5 separate regions of the Homo sapiens genome follow, and all the other regions are linked to region 2. The links are chromatin contacts, found by Hi-C or POLR2A ChIA-PET in ENCODE. All regions are on one chromosome and are shown on one strand. Each heading gives the region's core, a stretch centred on a gene start or an enhancer-like site at or near the end of the contact. The rest is flanking DNA. Distances are from core to core; before and after follow the strand shown.

Region 1 (2,700 bases), core at 64-2,563, 7.1 Mb after region 2:
TCCCAGCTACTCGGGAGGCTGAGGCAGAGGAATCGCTTGAAACCGAGAGGCGGAGGTTGCAGCGAGCCGAGATCGCGCCACTGCACTCCAGCCTGGGCGGGCGACAAAACGAGATTCCGTCTCAAAAAAACAACTTGTCTGCACCCCTGGTAATAACCTCTCACACCCTTCACAGTCATTTTACGCCCCTCCCCCCATTTTCTTTCTTTCTGTGTTCAAATTATAGTTGGAAGGAATAAAGCAGCTTCTTTCACGCCGACTTAACCTATTAGGAATACCATATAGTGTCTCCTATGGCAACCTCTATTTTGAGTCTAGATAAGAAATCCTCAAACATCTGGGTCTAAACTGTCGCGGGCATCAGCTATCTTCACGGATGGGAGGAAGGAACAATCAGACCCTTACCTGGTTCCTTCACTTAGGTACCATCTGGATGGGTTAAGGGAGGGAATGGGATGAGTACTCCGAAGTTGAGGTATTTGAGTTTCCATTGAGAAAAGGAAAACAATATACCCCAAAAGTCTTAGCAAAGTCCCACCAGACAATGAACAGAGCTACAAACAAGAAGGGCGGCGGACTAGAGGGTCCCACGCCGGCTTGGGAGAATGGGAAGCGGGAGCAAGAACTGGGCGTTACGGTAAGGAGGAGGAAAAGAAACTGGCCAGACGCAGCAGGGCAAGAATAAGGGGTGGGGACGCGAGGCAGAACCAGCCTTCGTCCCGGGGCCGGCTACCGGCAGGAAGGAGCCCGAGGCGGCGGATGCCTCCCGGGGGACTCTGGGGGAGGAGGCGGGCAGAGGTGAGCCCGAGGGCGGATGGCATCCGCCGCCTCCTTACCTTCGGGCATCTCGCGGTCGCTGATGTGCTGCAGGTGGTGGCCCTCGCCCTCTCCGAAATCCAACTCGGCAGGCTCCACCACAGCGGGCGCTACCGCCACCGCGTCCCCGGACACCGCCTCGTAGATGTCGGACGCGCAGTACAGCTCCGCCGACCCCGCGCGCCGGCCCAGCTTGGGGCTGGCATTGGGGGACACGCAACAGGTCAGCGTGTTCCCCATGGGAAGCCTCCGCTCCTCTCTGCCACCGCCTTCGCTCGCCCCCTACTCCGCCGCCCTCAACAGCCGCCCCCTCCCCCAACAATGGCGCGGCCGGCACCGGCAGCCCCGGGCTACGCTGGGGCTGCACCGCGCAAGCAGACGCCGCCTCGCCCGCGGTTCGCCCGCCCGCCCCGCGGCCCGGCCCCGGGCAGGGCTCGGGCCTCGGCCGCACCCCCACCGCCGCGCTGCCGCCGCCTCCCTTAAGCTGACTCGTCTGCGAGGGCGGTGACCAGCCCGGCTTATTTAAAAGGGGTGGGGAACCCAACAAGCGCTGTGAAGCACAGCCACTGCCGGGAGAGAGCGCGGCTGGAGCTCCTCCTCCTTCCGCCGCCGCCTACCGACTGAAGGCCGCTGGCCCTGGCCGGTGCCTGCCAACCGGAACGCGACCTGCGGTCACCTGGTTAGGAGGAACCAATCATGGTCAGAGTTCCCCCTCCGGCGCCCGCCTCGAAGCCAGGCACGTGACCTGCTGCCCCGCCCCCGCCTGGCAGCTGCCCAGCCCCTCACGCCGCTATCCCAGACTCGGGTTTTCATTCATCGCTGGCTGCTGGGAGCTTTCCGGTCCTACTGGAAGCGCACGGGCATTTGTAACTGGAAGCTGTGTCAATGATCTCTGTAGAAAGCCGTTATTAGTAAAGAGTTCGCTCCATTAGCAACTCTTCTTCCGAGTCTGACAGCTTTCGTTTGCTCACTAAACTTGGTTACACCCAAATTGTTAACTGTTTTTGTAACTCAGTGCTCCGCTCCTGTCTTCCAATGAGCGTTAGTTTTCACCTGCAACGTGATCATAGCAACCCTGGGGCCCTGGTCCTACTCTCCATAAAGAGTTGTGGCTGTGGGTCTTGAATGAGACTCGAGGACACGTCACCCTTCCACTTCCTCATCCATAAAATAGGGACCTAACTCGTCCCTGCCAACTCTGAAATGCTGGGACTCGCCAACTCCCTTTTCTTGCCTGTTTCTCTCCTCTAGGCAGGGACTTCCAGGTTTCTCTTCTTGTACTAAAAACAGCACAGAAAGCACGATTTTCTCACGCAAAACTGAGAACCATGCAGTGGGGCACCACAGTCTTGATTCCATGAAGATGAATAGTTACCATTTGGCAAGCACTATGTGCCAGACAGTGTTCCAACTGTGGTATATTTATTTAACCCTTAAAAACAATCCCGGCCGGGCGCGGTGGCTCATGCCTGTAATCCCAACACTTTGGGAGGCCGAGGCGGGCGGATCACCAGGTCAGGAGATCCAGACCATCCTGGCTAACACGGTGAAATCCCGTCTCTACTAAAAATACAAAAAATTAGCCGGGCATGGTGGCACGCGCCCGTATTCCCAGCTACTCGGGAGGCTGAGGCAGGAGAATCACTTGAACCCGGGAGGCAGAGGTTGCCGTAAGCCGAGATCGCGCCATTGCACTCCAGCCTGGGCGACCTAGGCTCCGTTTCAAAAAAATAAAACATAAAAATAAAAATAAATAAACAAATATATATATATACACACAATGTCACTTCCTCCCTAAGCTTGATTTCTACCTTTATTTTCTGATCATCATGATCAGGGACCCTCACCCTGAGCAGTCATGTAAGCTTGCGGAAGTAACTTAAC
Region 2 (2,700 bases), core at 182-2,681:
AAGTGAATCTTTGCGCAAAAGCCATGAGGCAGCAAGGTGCAGGGGCTTTTAATGACCTAAGGGAACGCACTGTGGGGTTGGGACCATGATGGCCAGAGGAGGTTTTGACAAGAGGCTAGTCAAAGAGCAGAGAAAAACTTTAAGGAGTTTTAAGAAAGGGAAGTGCCACGATGAGTTTTGTGTTTGGAAATGTTTTAGGCGGCCACACCGCAGTCTCGGGACTGGCTGGGACCTGGATAGACACTTGGATATCAGCTAGAAAGCTACGACAGGAAACCAGGCGAGGACGAGGCAACTGGGGATGTTGTGGAGCAGAGACGGAGAGAAAATGGGTGCATTCGAGACAAGTTAGGGGGAAAAAATGCAAGGACTTGGAAATGAACTTGGGGCGCGGCAGGAAGGCATGACGGGTTGCTCTGTAGGTCTTATCTGTAAATTACGGCGATCAGTGAAAGATCTGGAGGAGGAAGGTGGACACACTCTCTAACAAAAAAAACCCTTTTTGAAATTTTATACCAATATTTTAAAAGTAAACCAGATCTTTTCAGACATGCCTTTGAGCTGATATTTGTTAACTAGTTAGAATTAGAAACTTTCCTTATTTTTACTCAGTTACAATATACGCCACAGCTGAGGTGAGAGGAAAGAAAAGGTTGCTTTCTTAGGAACAAAGAGTGGTACCTTCAGTATCGTGGGCAAAGCTTTTCCAAGTCCAACAGCAGTCAAAACAGCGCTTTTTATAAATAACACTCAGCTAAAAGTTTCTGGGTTTGTGATTGTTCCAACGGTTAAGCTCGGATGAGGGTCCCTGGAGTCGTAGCTCCCGGGAAACGTCGACTGGCTTTCCACCTGGACTTCATCCGTCCAGGCAGCCCAGAGGGGCTTCAGGCCCCGCCCGCTCTCCTGCCAACTACAGCCTCGCGACTGCGCTCAGCCTTCAGGCCCCGCCCCTTCGGTCAAGCGGCGTGCTCTCACTGCACGGCGCCTGGGCCCCGCGCGCCGGGACCTCGGTTTCAGCCGTCCTGTCCTGCCCCGAGGCCCCTAGGCCCCGCCCCTGGGCCCCGCGCGCCAGGACTTCGGTTTCGACCGTCCTGTCCCGCCCCGAGGCTCCTAGGCCCCGCCCCCTCTGTCCCCGGCGTGTTCTCGCGGCTCCGCCCCTAGGACCCGCGCGCCGGGACTTTGGCAAGTTTCAGCCGTCCGGCCCCGCCCCCTCGGTCCCACGGCTCTCGCGGCCCCTCCCCTAAGTCCCACACGCCGGGACTTTGGCAAGTTTCAGCCTCCAGCCCCACCCCTAGGTCCCGCCCACTCGGCCAGCGGCTGGCTCTCGCGGCCCCGCCCCTGTGCCCTGCGAGTCCCTATTTTGGGAGCATTGCGGCCGCCGTGCCCCGCCCCTCCCCGCGCGCCCCGCCCCTCTGGCGGCCCGCCGTCCCAGACGCGGGAAGAGCTTGGCCGGTTTCGAGTCGCTGGCCTGCAGCTTCCCTGTGGTTTCCCGAGGCTTCCTTGCTTCCCGCTCTGCGAGGAGCCTTTCATCCGAAGGCGGGACGATGCCGGATAATCGGCAGCCGAGGAACCGGCAGCCGAGGATCCGCTCCGGGAACGAGCCTCGTTCCGCGCCCGCCATGGAACCGGATGGTCGCGGTGCCTGGGCCCACAGTCGCGCCGCGCTCGACCGCCTGGAGAAGCTGCTGCGCTGCTCGCGTTGGTAAAGACGGAGCTTCTTGGGGGTGGCTGCGAGGGCACGGGTCGCACAGTTTCTGGGGGCGGCAGAATCTTTTCAAATCTTCCGTTTCCTCCTTCCGTTCCCGCGCTGCAGTCGGGTCGGCGTGCGGTTAGCACCTGCCGGGGGATATAGTATTAACAACTTCTGCTTCTCATTCACTTTATTTTTGGGCGACTTACCGGCCTCCCCTTGCCCTGAATCCAACTGAAACGGTAGTTTTTGAACTTCAGCGGGCTGAAGAACCGTCTGGAGGTGTGGCTAAAAAAATGTTCATCCCGGTCGCGCCTCCAGAGTTTGAATCGGGCTGGGGTGGGGCTGAGGCTTCTGCATTTTTTACCCGGCCCTGGATTACCCCGCTGCTTTCCGGGAGCTGTGGCGAATTGGGCTGGCGGGCCGCCCCGGAGACCCTCTAAATTAGAAGCAGCTGCCACTCTAAGTTAAACTGGCCTTTTTGACATTTTCTCCGTGCCAGCTTTTTCGAGTGAGATGGGATGGAGCATCGGATATCTACCATAGTTGTAGATTGAAGATGGCACGGAATTTCTCATTTTCTTAGTTTGCTCAAAAGACTGTATGTCTGGTGTCCCCGCTCTTAGTGATGCTGTTTATTGTTTTCCTTCATGCTGTCACATTATGGGAGTCCTCTCAGGGTTTTCATTCCGTCCAAAGACATTTTCATGAGTGTTACTTCTTGCTTTTTTTCGTGTAGCTCTTTCTAGTATACAAACCAAGAAGGTTTGTAAAACCCAAGAAAGGTTTGTCTCATTTTCATTTCTTCTGAAAAGCATTTTTATTGAGCACTTGCTGTGTGTACAGCTAAGTATTTCTGTATGAAGATCACTGGCAGTTTTTTTGTTATTTGTAGCTGTCAAAAGTTTATATCCTTTTTGGACTTTTTTCCCCTTTGATTTCTAACTTGCAGAACTTAAGTTACCTAGTTGCATAAAGTATAAGTAACACAACTTTTTCTTTTCTTTCCT
Region 3 (2,700 bases), core at 175-2,674, 7.8 Mb before region 2:
CCCCTCATGTGAAGGACTTTGGAAGAAGCCCTCACTCACTGTACAGTAGAAAGGATTAGGGCAAGGCTCCCCCTGGAACTGCCAGTTTGTGCCTTAGTTTCATTACCTGTAAAACAGGGATAATGGTACCTATCTTGATGTATTAGTTTCCCTTGGCTGCTGAAACAAATTACCACGAACTTGCTGACTTAAACCATAAATTTATGCTCTCACAGTTCTGGAGGCCAGAAACCCAAAATCAGTTTCACTGGGCCCAAATCAGCATGCATTATAGGGCTGCCCCATGGGCTGGGCGTGAATCTGTCCTTGTCTCTGTTTATTTCAGGGATACATGTGCAGGATGTGAAGGTTTGTTACATAGGTAAATGTATGCCATGGTGGTTTGCTGCCCAGATCATCCCATCACCTAAGTATTAAGCCCAGCATCTATTAGCTATTCTTGATGCTCCCCGCTCCTCCACCCCCTCACCCCCAGTGTGTGCTTGTCTCTTTGTTTCTGGTGGCTGCTGGCATCCTTGGGTTGTGGCTGCCATACTCCAATCTCTGCCACCGTGGCTAAATCGTCTCTCTCAACCTCCCTTTTATGATTTGATGAGGATACTGTGATTCCATTTAGTGTTCGTCTTTCGAATCCAGGATAATCTTCATCTCAAAATCCTTAACTTAACCTGCAAAGACGCTGTTTCCATATAAAGTTACATTTAGAGGTTGCAGGGATTAGGGTCTGATATTATTGGGGGCCGTTATTCAGCCTATTACACTCAGGGTTGTTTTAAGGAGGAAATTTAATGCTGGCAGAGGGCTGAGCACAGCCCACTGACAGCAGAGAGCACTGAGCAAATAGACAAAAAAAGAGGTCTCTTACAATGCCTCCCTTATAGGGCTGCCGTAAAGTTCAAACAAAGCACAGGTATATCACTTATACGAGTAGAGGAGAGATTAAAGAATGAAGTAAAAACTGAGGTCTGTTAACAGCCCCTCTCCCGCCGCCAGGATTTGCACACCTTTCTCTGCAGGAAGCCTTGAACCCTCTCCACTCGCATTTCCACCACCTCCAGGCAAGATCTCCCACGTGGAGGCCCCACCCCCTCCCTGACGCGCCCCACTCTCGCCCCGCCCACCTGGTGGGCGTCCCCGGCCGTTAGCGCCCTGGAAGCATCCGGGACTTCAGGGTCAGTACATTACAATGCCTGACAAATCCTAGCCAGTTCTATCAAATTATATCTTTCTTACAGGCTTTTAAGCTATTAGTCTCATAAAGATACATTTAATCAGCGAGGTAATGGCATGATGAGTGTTTTTAGGTTAAAAAGAGAACAGGAACTGTTGCCAGCAGAATGGCGATATTCAAGACAACACGCACAAGAAGAGGCGGGTCCTACGCGCTTCGCTAGGGAAGCCCGGGTCAGCTCGCTGCGCAGGCGCAGTGAGTTCGACACACCATGCCGACTGTCAGCGTGAAGCGTGATCTGCTCTTCCAAGCCCTGGGCCGCACCTACAGTGAGTGGCGGCCCTATACGTTGGGCCCTACGCCTCTTCTCGGAGGCAGGGCCTCCCTCCAAAAGGGCAATGTGGCGACATTCATGCCTTCCTGAAGGTTTTGGCTCCGGGAGGCCGGGGTTTACGCGGGAAGGCCGATGATGGTGGCGGTCCGGCTGGGCTGTGGTAGCCTCGGAACCGGCATCGCAGCGGTGCCACTGCTTGTGCCCGGCTTGCCGTGTCATTCATTCAGCGATCTGCCATCGAGTGCCTACAGCGTGCCTGGCACCGACATCCAAGCCAGGGGATAGAACAGGAAGGAAACCCGGGGTTGCATCCCGAGCGTAGCCAGTTAATTGCAATAGCAGCGCTGTGGGAACTCAGTTTATAAGGGGGTAGGAGGAGAGATTTGTGCAGCGGGGTGGAGAACGGCATTCCACCTGTCTTCGTTTTATTAATGTTTCCTGAGCGCCTGTTATGTGTCAGGCACTGTTCTAAGAGCTTAGGACTAGAGCTGTGCACACGACACGTCAGGTCCACGTTCTGTCTGATGGAGGCAGACAATTAACCAGCACGTTAATAAAATGATTTCGGATAATGTTAAATGCCATCAAGGAAAGAAAAGGTGTTGTGCCAAGAACAACTTTAGATAGGGTGGTAACATTTGATCTGAGACCTGAATGGGGAGTATTAAATGGGTGTAGACTTCATTCTACATTTCATCTTTTAATCAGTTCTAAAAACACAACCATTGAAAAAAAGGAGGGAGATATTAAATGCAGTTATCAGTTACCTCACAGCCGTAGCAGCTGCCCCACCCTATTTTTTTTTTTATTTTTATTTTTTGAGACGGAGTCTGCACTCCCAGGCTGGAGTGCAGTGGCGCGATCTCGGCTGACAGCAACCTCCGTCTCCCTGTTCAAGCAATTTTCTGCCTCAGCCTCCCGAGTAGCTGGGATTACAGGCGTCCGCCATCGCGCCCGAGTAATTTTTTTGTATTTTTAGAGAGACCAGGTTTCACCATCTTGGCCAGGCTGGTCTTAAACTCCTGACCTCGTGATCCACCTGCCGCGGCCTCCCAAAATGCTGGGATTACAGGCGTGAGCCACCGCGCCCGGCCCCCACCCCATAATTTTTAGCTTGTATAAAGGCTGGACCAACTGGTTCGTGAGAGCTGTTTTTTTTGTTTTTAGGGCTCAGTGTGTTAACAAAGGCCTAATT
Region 4 (2,700 bases), core at 88-2,587, 8.7 Mb after region 2:
TCAACATGTGTTAGAAAAATAACTTTTAATACAAGATTTAAATCATCATCCCCAGTAGAACATACAAAGATAGTCGGTTCTTTTTCTATTATTTTTCTCTTTCTTCACAAAAATAGAAAAATGTCTCTGCAATTTATCCTCCAATAAGCGTTCTATTGGAATCGATGTAAATGGGTACCCTTTGTCCCTCTCACCTCTGTGCTAACAGCATTGTTTAACTCTGATCCCATTTATCTAGTAAGCTTTGCTCATTTAAAAAAGTAAATTCATGACATCCACTGCAATATACAAAAAGTCTATCATACAGGCTGGCAGCACATTGGAAGTTCTGAACTAACATAACTAACAAAAATAGCCACATTTCTCAATTCTGTGACACAAAAAGCAGATAGCAACATGTGTAATGCACCAAAGATCTAGCTAGAGTTTAAAGAATCTAAATAAATAAAAAAATTAAATGCCCGGATATAATTCTTAATAAGCTATTTTACCTCAAGAAAAATCTAAGGCTGTCTTTAAAATCTCTTTCCAGTTTTACTGTATCCTTTCTGTATGGGCAGCATAACAGAATTTCCAGAAACAGGGGCCGTTTTTAAATCCCCAGTGATAGCTGCCTTTATCTGCACTGTGGAAAATGACACACTGTATCATGCCTTTCTGGACAGTCCATAGGTTTTATTTACATTGCTTTGAGAAACAGACGAAAGACATGTTTTTTTACAATTGTCTTACAGCAATCTGTTCTGAGAGTAACATGTAACACAAATTTTTATATGCAATATATGAAAACATAAATATTTATATATACAATAACATAACCAGACAAATAAATGAAGTTACTATTAAGTCTCTTTAAGTATAAATTTACAAACTGACCACCAGCCACAGAACTTAGCCCTGTAATGGAGAAAAATTATTACTGGCTTAAAAAAATATTAAAATATCACTGTCACTAACATGAAAAAAATTAAAAACAGAAAATAAAAAACAATAACCACCGGAAAACCTGTGTCTTGTAAAGATTTCTTTCCATCAGAAGATGCAGAAACATTTTTCCCCCTGGAGCAAATGAAAACGTTTCTCATGCACCCCCCGTTTCTTCCCTGCTTTCTCCCCCAGGCGCGGGTGTAGACGGCCGGTGTGGACTTTTTTCCAGAGATGAGAAGTAAAAATTTGTACTTTATCGGGAGCGGGTGCACTTTTCCCCCTGGCCCCCCTTTGCTCTGCCTCCAAGATGGTAGGAAAGTTGTCGTTTCGGAGGGCAGAGGAGCAGCTCTCTGGTGTTATGTCCTCGCAGTGCCTGTAGTGGTGCTGTAGGAGGCTGCTGCCTCTTCTTGTACAGCCCCGGCAGCCCTGCCTTCTTGGCTGGAGAGTATATTCAGGGATTTCCCCTTAATAATCACCGACCCTGGGAGCACTTTTTAGTTTCCAAAATAAAAATATGATCCTCACCCCTCTTGCTTGACAGGGAAAGGCTCTCGCCGGAGCCCAGGGGGGAGCAGTAGCAGCGGCAGCCGAGCTTCCTAGTCCATTGCCAGCGCCTCTCACTCTGATCTGTCAGCCCAGCCGAGGGAACAGGGGGGAAGGAGAAAAAAAAAAGCAGCTGAAAGGTAAGCAGAGGCGGCCCCAGGCCCGGCCCACATCCCCGGGCTCCCGTAGGGCGGCGGGCTGGGCCGCGCAGGCTGGGCGGGCGGCGAGCGCGCTTACGTGAGGCCGGGGATTCGCCGGCCCACGCCAGGCCCCGGGCGGAGAATGAAAGGGTGAGTGGGGCCGGCGCCCGGGTGGTGGAGGCCGGGGGCCTGAGGGCCTCCGGGGCGCCCGCGGGCGGCGACGGCGGGCGGGCAGGGGTCCAGCCGGAGCCGGAGTGGGGCGAGCGGAGCGGCCTGCGCGGGCCAGGTGGGGGTGTGCGGCGGGAGGGGGGGGCGCCGGTAGGCCTCGGGCCGGTAGGCCCCACGGCAGCCGCGCCCTGCCCCCGCACCCCGGGCCTCCGCGCGCCCCCTCGAGTCCCCCGGGGTCTCCGGGTGGGACGGCGGCGCTGCTGGGCCGAATCCCGCGCCGGCCCGGAGGCTTTCCCGCGGGGCGGCAGGCCCGGGCTGCCGGGACAGGGGCGTCAGGGCCTAGGAGTGGGGAGTGGGGAATGGGCGCCCGGCTCCCCTTCCCCCGGGTCTCTCGCAGACGGCCCCCAGATTCCGGTAAGAGTTGAATTTATTTATCCCCCTCCTCCGCGCTCCGGACGGCCAGGCCGGGGCGGGGCGGGGCGGGCGGCCTGGCGGGCGTGGGGTCGGGTGGAGGGGCGGTGAGGAGTCAGGTGCAGCCGCGGCCCAGAAAGTTTCCTTTTAGGCCCGAACTGGGGGCCGCTGTCTCTCCGGGGAGCCCTGGTCCTAGCGCCCGGGACCCCCCAGGGCGTGGGGGAGCGCACTCGGCTATTTTGAAACTCTTTGCCAGTTCCTGTCCATTGAAGAAGGTACTCCGCCCCTGCACCCCTCGCCCGCGCCCCACCCAACTCCCCGCGAGCCCATTCGGGGCTGCTAACTCCAGCCCCTTCCCCCTAGAGCCCCCCAGGTTGGGGAGAGGGCCTTCTCTTCCGGTTTGGAAAAGTTTGCAAGGGGCTTTTCTTAGCTTTATTAGTTAGTGACTGGGTTTTTGGGGTGGGAAGGAGGAGGTAAACTCAGGTGGTGTTTCTGCCGGACAATCTTTCCC
Region 5 (2,700 bases), core at 106-2,605, 8.0 Mb after region 2:
GCCAACATCTGATTTAAAAATGAATGCATCCTGAAAGAGATATCTAATGATATCAGTTGATTGCATTCTGTTATGAAAGTTATTTAAAATGTTCCAGTTTGAATGAACTATTTTTGGTTTGCAAAGTCCCAAACAACATAGCCTCATAGTTCTGCTTGTTGAAACTAATGTACTGAATTGTCTAAGGTTCCAGAAAAAGGAGCCCGCTTTGTTATTCATTTTGCTCTCCACTGAAACACTTCCAAATGGCTTCAAAGTTGTCAACATGAAACCAACGTCACTTCTACTAGTGAAAAAGAACACGTGCTGTCGTTTTCCTGTAGGGGAAGAAGTAATGAAAAGAATAAAAATTAAAACAAAACTTTTACTTAAAGAAATGAAATGCATTTAACAGAAGAGAAAATGGGGAACCTATGGAGCCATTAAACATTTACATAAAACAGTAAAAGTTTTTTTTACCAATGTGGGCTCCCTCCAATCTACCACAATGTGTCCAGTTTCAAAGAAGCCAGGTCACTTTGGAAGTAGTCATTGTATTAATGAGATTTTTCTGGTGCAAAAGCGTTCCATAAAGCTTTCTCTGTAGGAGAGACTTTTGTTGGCATTGTTATGGAAATGTCCTCGGTGAAAATTAGGGGATTAGCATTGATAGATCATTTTCTTTTCTCTTCTCTGTTTTTTTTTTTTTTTTTTTTTTTTTTGAGACAAAGTCTTGCTATGTCCCCCAGGCTAGAGTGCAGTGGCGCGATCTTGGCTCACTGCAACCTCCACCTCCCAGGTTCAAGCAATTCTCCTGTCTCAGCCTCCCAAGTAGCTGGGATTACAGGCGTATGCCACCACGCCCGGCTAATTTTTGTATTTTTTGTAAAGACGGAGTTTCACCATGTTGGCCAGGCTGGTCCTGAACTCCTGACCTCAGGTAATCCACCCGCCTCGGCCTCCCAAGGCGTGAGTCACCGCGCCCGGCTGATAGATCATTTTCAACATGACGATTTAGCAACGGCCGAACCCAGACCATCAAGAATAGGGACCTGGGCAGGTAGAACGGCTCAGTGGAAGAAGCAGAAAACGAAAGCGATGTCTGCACGTGGCCTGCGCTTAAGAGGAAGATCTTATACAACCAGCCAGCCTCACCAGACCCCAGAACCAACTTCAAGAGCCTGTCCTTCCGCAGCTGGGCCGCCCAGCATTAACCCACCTCCTTTAAACTTACTTCCAGGACAACTCGTGAGACTCTTCTCCTCGAAGTAAAAAGTCTAGGATGTGATACGGGCTGCCGCTAAGCCCAAGCTCGTCCTCCACTCACCTTAGAGCACAAGACCGTGACTACGTACAGGAGCAGCCATGACAGCTTCCCCGAGAAGCTGCGCTTCTCACGAGATCTTACGGATTCCCTCAAAGGTCAAAAAGCATATGTTCGCGGCTGTAGCTGAAGGACTTACTTGAAGAAAGTTTACCAAGGAGAATGACTAATTTCCCTGCATACAGGAGTGGGGCTCGGGGATACCACAGAGCTTATAAGGGCGATGTTTGATCGTGTATCGCAACGTAACCCATTCAGGTCCTAACTTTAAACACCTAACCTCTGCTGGGCGCCAGACTTTGTAGTGCGCCTGCGCCTTGCCCTTGGCTGCGTGGTTGCCAGGAAACCGCGAAGCCGCGGTCCCTGCCTCTGAGTCTCTCTCGACCATGGCCAAATTCGTCATCGCGGGTGAGTGATCCCCGCGTCCGCCCGCAGATTGCTCAAAACGCCGACAACAGCTCACCTCCCATGGCCGCTCGGCTTGGCAGCCTCTATACGGACCGCTCCATGCTTTGCTATAGATTTATTCAAAGTTTTTTACTGGACCGTGACGGTGCGCCAAGCATTGTGGGACACTGGGGATGCAATGGAGGGAAACATATCCCTGCCTTAGAGGAGCTTTCAGTCTCATGGGGCACAGAACATGTACTTTTGATACGGTGTGATTAACGCGATGAAGGAGACCTGCACAGGCCTCTGGGAGCGTAGACTCCTAATCTGGGTTTGGGGGATGAGGGAGAGGTGGACACAAGGAACTGGCTGGGGAAGGTATTACAGGAGCTGAGTTGTGAAGGTGTGAGCTGAGGAGGCTATTCCAAATAAAAGCAGAGAGGCAGGAAGCTTCCTGGCCTAACAGAAGATCTGGATATGTGGGGCGTGACAGGACCTGGGGCTACAACAGGAGCAGGAGCCAGGTCCTTGCATTTCATGTAGGTCAAGCAAAGGTGTTTGAACTGTATCCTGAAAGCAATGAGGAATTATAGAAAAATTTTAAGCAGGAGAGTAGTCTTAATGAGTTTGCATTTTAGGAAGCCTGTCTTGGCAGCAACGGAGAGAATGATTGAAAGTGCTGGTTGACAGCAAGGACTCAACTGAGAAGGCTTTTATTACAACAATCCATGGTACCTACCTCCTCTCCTCGTAAAGTTTCTTAAAAGAGTAGACTGCTCTTCCATCTCCAGTTCTGCCTTCCAATCAGTCTTGGAAGAAGGCTTCTACTTCTGCTTCCTGACAGAAACTGCTGTCACCAAAGTCACCACTGACTTTTATAGAAGCTGTTTAGTCTTTGACTTATTTGATCTCTTTGATGCATTGAACACAATTGACATCTACCATCCACAGGAGATTTTTTTTTTTTTTTGAGACAGGCTCTCACTTTGTCACCCAGGCTGGATTGC

The links. A loop is a pair of places that touch in the nucleus more often than their neighbours do. ChIA-PET counts read pairs that join two places held with the same protein, here RNA polymerase II (POLR2A). Pooled maps may share reads with other maps.
Region 1: a loop to region 2 is called in a map of ascending aorta, with 26 times the contacts of the local background. The contact joins the promoter of CCNYL1 here to the promoter of BARD1 in region 2. A Hi-C loop is called at or near these places in 1 of 168 maps with a recorded cell type or tissue (ascending aorta) and 10 of 50 pooled maps. POLR2A ChIA-PET finds 5 or more read pairs at or near these places in 1 of 52 experiments (OCI-LY7).
Region 3: a pooled map shows a loop between it and region 2 (30-fold over the local background). The contact joins the promoter of FARSB here to the promoter of BARD1 in region 2. A Hi-C loop is called at or near these places in 6 of 50 pooled maps.
Region 4: a loop to region 2 is called in a map of naive thymus-derived CD4-positive, alpha-beta T cell, with 23 times the contacts of the local background. The contact joins the promoter of INO80D here to the promoter of BARD1 in region 2. A Hi-C loop is called at or near these places in 1 of 168 maps with a recorded cell type or tissue (naive thymus-derived CD4-positive, alpha-beta T cell) and 3 of 50 pooled maps. POLR2A ChIA-PET finds 5 or more read pairs at or near these places in 1 of 52 experiments (activated CD8-positive, alpha-beta T cell).
Region 5: a map of CD8-positive, alpha-beta T cell shows a loop between it and region 2 (39-fold over the local background). The contact joins the promoter of FASTKD2 here to the promoter of BARD1 in region 2. A Hi-C loop is called at or near these places in 1 of 168 maps with a recorded cell type or tissue (CD8-positive, alpha-beta T cell) and 7 of 50 pooled maps. POLR2A ChIA-PET finds 5 or more read pairs at or near these places in 1 of 52 experiments (OCI-LY7).

Annotation. Positions count from the first base shown.
Region 1 is chr2:207,710,253-207,712,952 of GRCh38, reverse strand. It overlaps CCNYL1 (cyclin Y like 1), which reads right to left and starts at 1,313. Exons shown (of 10, transcript NM_001330218.2): 1 at 837-1,313. The coding sequence starts at 1,056. RefSeq lists silencers at 490-649, 662-771, 1,192-1,641 and enhancers at 513-1,509, 1,862-1,911, 1,922-2,121.
Region 2 is chr2:214,808,414-214,811,113 of GRCh38, reverse strand. It overlaps BARD1 (BRCA1 associated RING domain 1), which reads left to right and starts at 1,431. Exons shown (of 11, transcript NM_000465.4): 1 at 1,431-1,702. The coding sequence starts at 1,545. SNHG31 (small nucleolar RNA host gene 31) reads right to left here and starts at 885. Exons shown (of 4, transcript NR_110292.1): 1 at 682-885. RefSeq lists a silencer at 953-1,522 and enhancers at 2,073-2,152, 2,443-2,492.
Region 3 is chr2:222,654,816-222,657,515 of GRCh38, reverse strand. FARSB (phenylalanyl-tRNA synthetase subunit beta) reads left to right here and starts at 1,424. Exons shown (of 17, transcript NM_005687.5): 1 at 1,424-1,500. The coding sequence starts at 1,443. LOC124907985 (a long non-coding RNA gene) reads right to left here and starts at 1,083. Exons shown (of 2, transcript XR_007088095.1): 1 at 1,005-1,083. RefSeq lists a silencer at 1,001-1,197 and an enhancer at 1,314-1,363.
Region 4 is chr2:206,084,811-206,087,510 of GRCh38, reverse strand. INO80D (INO80 complex subunit D) reads left to right here and starts at 1,337. Exons shown (of 11, transcript NM_017759.5): 1 at 1,337-1,610. INO80D-AS1 (INO80D antisense RNA 1) reads right to left here. Exons shown (of 2, transcript NR_186084.1): 2 at 7-1,554. RefSeq lists enhancers at 1,081-1,190, 1,201-1,250, 755-1,574, 1,301-1,590 and silencers at 1,641-1,850, 1,931-2,100, 2,121-2,320, 2,361-2,410, 2,312-2,606.
Region 5 is chr2:206,764,261-206,766,960 of GRCh38, reverse strand. It overlaps FASTKD2 (FAST kinase domains 2), which reads right to left and starts at 1,355. Exons shown (of 12, transcript NM_001136193.2): 1 at 1,214-1,355; 2 at 1-317. The coding sequence starts at 267. It overlaps MDH1B (malate dehydrogenase 1B), which reads left to right and starts at 1,633. Exons shown (of 12, transcript NM_001039845.3): 1 at 1,633-1,711. The coding sequence starts at 1,690. RefSeq lists enhancers at 1,085-1,464, 1,715-1,854.